Regions from separate parts of the Homo sapiens genome. Here region 1 is linked to region 2. Evidence: chromatin contacts called from ENCODE Hi-C or POLR2A ChIA-PET data. All regions are on one chromosome and are shown on one strand. Each heading gives the region's core, a stretch centred on a gene start or an enhancer-like site at or near the end of the contact. The rest is flanking DNA. Distances are from core to core; before and after follow the strand shown.

Region 1 (2,700 bases), core at 41-2,540, 35 kb before region 2:
TATGAGTTTTATGTGCCACAAGAATCCTCATAAAGAGATAAAGATCCAAATAAGTAGTTAGAGTGAAACGCTTAAATAATGAATTGCAAAAAGAGCAGTAAGTTGTGAAAAACCAACTAAATTATGTGGGGGGGGGCTTAAAAGATACGTTTTTTTAACAAGGTCTGTACAGAATTCTTTGGTCTCAACTTCTTGTCCTTGAGGACAGGATGTTAATTTCTTTCAGGGGAATTTCATCTTCTGCTTTTAAGGAGGCTGGAAGATCAGAGTCCTCTTTTTACACCTGTTATTTTCCAATATTTGAATTAAATGCCTTTATTCAAAATAGTAAGTATGCTGGAGTGGTATATTTTCAACTCCTTCTGTTGTAAGCTTTGTATCATATGAAAAGCTCGTTATTCAATTTGTGACTGAGTCTTTGAGAGTGGAAACATTAAAATTAGTAGTAAATAATTTAGTACTAGCTATATCATAGCACTGTTTTTTTTTTCATGTGATTTTTAGGCCAGATTACTTATCCTAACCTTTCTTTTCTTTGATTATGGTAGTTAATAGCAGCATTGCTTTTGTGGTGCTCAGATCATAAAATGAGCAAATAAATTATTTTCAGACTTCACTGTTTGTTTTTCCTTGTGCTCCTTCCCTATGTTGCAAATAGTAATTCCATGATTTTAAAGTGTTATAATATAACTTTTTAAATCAAACTGTGGGTTATGTAACGTGAGTTTCTCTTTGGTCAATGATATTGATATTGATTGGTCATTGATATTGAACCTGCAAATGATATTTAGTGCATTCCTTGATATACCAAAAGAAAATATTTCTTTATGGCCTGTGTTTTTAAAGGAATTACTAAACATTTCATACAGCTGCTCAAAGGAATGTGGATATTGACTTTGCAGTCTTTTCCTGACATAGGGCTCTTTGTTTTTCTCTCCCTGGACACGTGCCCTCCTGCCTCCTTCCTCTCAACAGAATCTGATAGAACTGATGCTCTATTAAATTTTTTGTCTTTGTTGTGGACTTGGGTTCTTCCCTGAATTCCTGCCTGCTCCTTTTAACTGGAGGGCTGGCCTGGACAATAACCTCAGGTTATCTTTTGAACTATTTCTTGAAAGCTAGATCAGGACTAGGCTCCAAGCACCAGCTCCTTCCTTATCACCTTCACTTGGAGGCCTTGCTAGTCCCTGGGAGCCCTCCAAGCAGAAAGCAGATGCCACATTGCCCATGGGAGTTGTAGGTGTGCCATGTGATCTTATGCAGAATCTTCTTAGTGCCCCAGGCAGGAAGGAATCTCACAGCTACTGAAGGAAGTACATTTTTCCTCCTCGCTTTAGTGATTTTTGTACATCTTTCATGCAATTGTATTATCCTTGGGATAGGTCTCAAAGCCTTCTTTTTAAGGTGTAGTGCCTCTGAATGTTTTGGGGGTAAGGGCAAATGAAGAAGCAGAAGTAGTGGGAGAGGGATGGTGTGCAAAGCTGCACTGTTGTGGAAGTACAACTGTTAGAAAACTGAGGGGCTGTGTTGACTCCTTTGAGGGCTTTTCAAAAGTTTGAAATCTAAACCTGAAGTCTCCTGTGTTCTTTGAACTTTTTATTAAAAATAAAAATCTTGGATATTTTTCCTCTGTATTCACATAGACATTCAAAATGGTTGACATTATTTTATAGATTTTAATGTCAACAATACATATGAGCAAAAAGTACAGAAAAGTAATCAGCATTTGTTTGCTGCACTGAATAAGAAATATACAGAAGGATATCCTTCATTTTCATCTTCAAGAAAATTTTATGTTTCACGTTATAGTAGAAAAATACTTAGCAATCTTAACATTTTGATTTCTTTCTTTTAAAATGCTTTTTAAATTCTATGAAAAAAGGCTAATTATTTTAATATTTGCTAAATTTTGAATTGAATACATAAATAATTAAATCTAAATTTAAATAGAAGTTAGATTTATTGTTAGAAGGTGAGGGTATCTATCTGCTCAATAATCTAAGTTAAAAAGTCATTACATTTATATTTCATTTTTGTAAATCCATCTTGTTTGAAAAACGTATAAAATTGAAATTTTTGCTAGTAGATTAAAAAATTCATGATGTTGTAAACTTATGTGTTGCAGTAGTTCTGTAATGATAATTCATTCTTACCCTAAGGATGTTTTTTAAAACTTCACAGATTGAGGCTTAATTATCTGTGCATTGTCAGTTTCACATTATTGGTCTATGCTGTAATTACACTCTCATGCTTTCTGAATTCAGATTTGTCTGTTTTAGTTAGATATTATGAAAACCTCAAGGCAGTGTTAAACTGCTGCCTAATGATTGTGTTTTTTTTTTTTAATTTCACTCTAGAATGACCCATAGTCTGTAATCAATTGTGAGAACTGTTTTTATTTATTTATTCATTTATTTATTTATTTATTTTTAACATTTTGTGAAATGATGATCCACATATTTGTTGTTTCTTTTTTTATTTGGCTGCCTTGTCTAAGTAGTAAGTAAGTACAGTTCATAAGGGGATATCTTTGACATTAACCTTTATGCCACTGCTTTTCTGGGCAACTTTAGTGATTAAAAATATTAAAAAAAAAACCTCTAGGTATGCTGAACACTCACTTTTATAATCAGAGTTATTCATTACTTTCTCTTCTTTTATATTAAGGTTCTTTAAACAAACCATTTTAATTCTGATACC
Region 2 (2,700 bases), core at 11-2,510:
GACAAAATGGGTTAATGGTAACATTTTCCTCAACAAATAGTTAATTATCTCACTAGAGGGATGTTGTTATAAGTTCCTCTAATTCTTATGCAAGCTAAAATTTGGAAACAGATCACGTAGGGGATAAACTGTAAATGTTTTTAGGCATTCTAATTCCTGCTGTCTGGTCTCAGTCTCTACAGACTTAGAGCAGAGGGGCTCTTACACTGTCCCCAAAGATGCTGTGCCCTTTCCCACATCCTTAGGTTGCCTGACAATGGAAAGAGTTTATCTTCCTCTTCTGAATTTCTAGAGCACTTATTGGTCTAGTTTTGGCCTTGTATTGCCATTTTAACCTACTTGGATTTATAGGGTTTCCTTTGTTAAGCCAATCATGTCATGTGTCTCTGCCTAATGATCTTTTTAAACAGTGACTGAGTATACACTATGGGAAACTGGAGCATGTCTTTTCCTACATGTTCCCCTTGTGTTTTTGTTCTTCCATCTGAGCCTCCCTAGCCATTGCCATCCATCAACATTCTGTGCAAACATCAGACCCATCTTGTTATTCACCTCCATGAGCCTTTTCTTGATTTTCTCCAACTGTGTGACATTTGAAAAATAATATGCAGGAAAATTCAGAAGAAAAACAAACTGAAAGTAGGGAGGCAAACCAGGAGACTGTTACACTAAGCCAGGCGTTATTATCATGTAGACTAATGTATAGGCTCAGTGGAGCCTCAGTGGAAGTGATAAGAAATGAATTTCAAGAAATATTAAAAATGAGCCATCAGAGATTGTTATAATTGTGATTGATTAGACATAGGATTCATTCATTCAGAAAATATTTCTATAGTATTAACTACATGAAAGGTGGTGAGGAATGTAGATAAATGACCTGAAGCCTATTTGGGGAGAATATATTAATTAAATGATCACACAGGTAAATATAAAGTCACCGTTTAAATCACAATGAATAATTGTTATAAAGGAAAAATCCAGGTTGCTGTTAGCTTAAATTAGGGTTATCTGTGAGGATGAGGGGTTTGAGAGAATGTGCTGGTCAGAAAGGCTTTCTTCAGGAGGATATATTTATGCTGAAATATGAAGGTTGAGGAGGCAGTAAGTATGTGCAGATGGGCGTGAAGACAATTCGTTGCAGAGCAAACAGTGTATGCAAAGGCACTGGCTTGGGTAGAAATGTGATATATTCAGGAAACCTCAAGAAAACCAATGTGACAGTAATTCACAGTTGGTGAGTGGTGGGGAGGAAGTTTATTCTAGATGTGGGGAGAATGCAAGCTATGTGGGTGCAAAGGAACCAGCAAAGGTCAAAGATGACTTCATTCTATTTCAGATGGACTGGAAGAGTTGATATTTTAATGGACAGATATAAGGAGAGTGTAAGTCTTCAGGTGAAAATAAATTCAGTTTTACAGTTTATGGTGCTTACAAGACAGTTACATAGACTACTGATGACTTGAAATATGGCAGTGAAATTGAGTGAAATGAATAGATAAGAAAGGAAGAGAGAAATTTTAGATTACTCTGCATAAAGTTGGTAGAGCTGGAGGACATTATATTAAGTGAAATACGGCAGGAACAGAAAGTTAAACAGCCCATATTCTCACTGATGAGGAAGCTTTTTTCAAAGTGAATCTTACCAAAGTAAAAAGTAGTACAGAGGATAGTAGAGGCTGTGAAGGGTAGGGAGAAGGAGGACATAGGGAGAGATTTGTTAAAGGGCAGGAACTTATAGCTAGAGAGGCGGAATAAGTCCTAGTGTTCTATAGCACTGTAGGATGACTGTAGTTAACACTAATTTAATATAGTTTCAAATAGCCAGAAGGAGGATATTGAATGTTTCCAACACAGAGAGATGATGAATAATTGAGATGATGGACATGCTTGTTACCTCTTCTGGTCATTATACTTTATATGTATCACGACATCACTATGTATCATGACATCACTATGTATCCCATAAATACGAACAGTTATTATGTGTTAATTTAGAAAATTAAAAAAAAATAGTGGAAAAGGATTTTTATAGGGAGAGAAGATAAAGTAAAAAGGAGAAGAAATAAGTTGTTTACTAAGTGCTTATTTCTTGACATCCTTCTCTCTTTTCTGTATAAGGTTGCCCATTCATCTTCCTGAATCACAGCTCATTTGCCATACTCAGTTTTGGCTGCATGGGAGGACATAGGAGAGCCTTCATTGCATTGGTATTTAAGATTACATTAAAGAATGGATAGGATTTTGATGGATAAATAAAGTCAGGGATGGGAGATTGGAACAGAGCTAGTGAAGGAGAAGAAACTTAAAAAATACTCAGAGATAATGCCATGATGATATAGTGTATCTCCTTAAATAGCAGAAGAGGATATCCTTCTGGTAGAATGCCATGATGCTAATGATGACTGTCCCTTACCAATTGCTAAGGCAGGAATTTATGGCTAGGAGAAATATAAACTCAGTACTTGCTCCCTGCATGGAATGGTTTGCTGTTTTTTCCAAATCAGTTATATCTGGGACCTGCTCAAAAGTGTGGGTTCCAAGGATAACGCTGTGGAAGGGAAGAGATAAAGAAATCCCTTAAGGATGTATCCAAACTCTTTTAATATTGCAGACCTTCTATAATGTGTCCTTGGTATGCGTTATCAGCCTCCTATCTTTTGACTCTATGTTGTTGTCCTCTTATTTCTCTGCCTTACACTT

What was found. Hi-C counts contacts between places; a loop is a spot of excess contacts on that map. ChIA-PET counts read pairs that join two places held with the same protein, here RNA polymerase II (POLR2A).
Region 1: a map of CD8-positive, alpha-beta T cell shows a loop between it and region 2 (1.8-fold over the local background). The contact joins two enhancer-like sites. A Hi-C loop is called at or near these places in 1 of 168 maps with a recorded cell type or tissue (CD8-positive, alpha-beta T cell). POLR2A ChIA-PET finds 5 or more read pairs at or near these places in 4 of 52 experiments (GM12878, OCI-LY7, T-cell and 1 more).

Annotation. Positions count from the first base shown.
Region 1 is chr4:36,223,946-36,226,645 of GRCh38, reverse strand. All of the region lies in intron 2 of ARAP2 (ArfGAP with RhoGAP domain, ankyrin repeat and PH domain 2), which reads left to right. Among named protein-coding and RNA genes, the nearest start is that of ARAP2, 19 kb to the left of the region's middle. Within about 2 kb of position 1,290, at least 2 of the 41 ENCODE cell types and tissues checked have a DNase peak (open chromatin) inside an H3K27ac peak, as active enhancers do.
Region 2 is chr4:36,188,556-36,191,255 of GRCh38, reverse strand. All of the region lies in intron 7 of ARAP2 (ArfGAP with RhoGAP domain, ankyrin repeat and PH domain 2), which reads left to right. Among named protein-coding and RNA genes, the nearest start is that of ARAP2, 55 kb to the left of the region's middle. RefSeq lists an enhancer at 1,038-1,087. Within about 2 kb of position 1,260, at least 2 of the 41 ENCODE cell types and tissues checked have a DNase peak (open chromatin) inside an H3K27ac peak, as active enhancers do.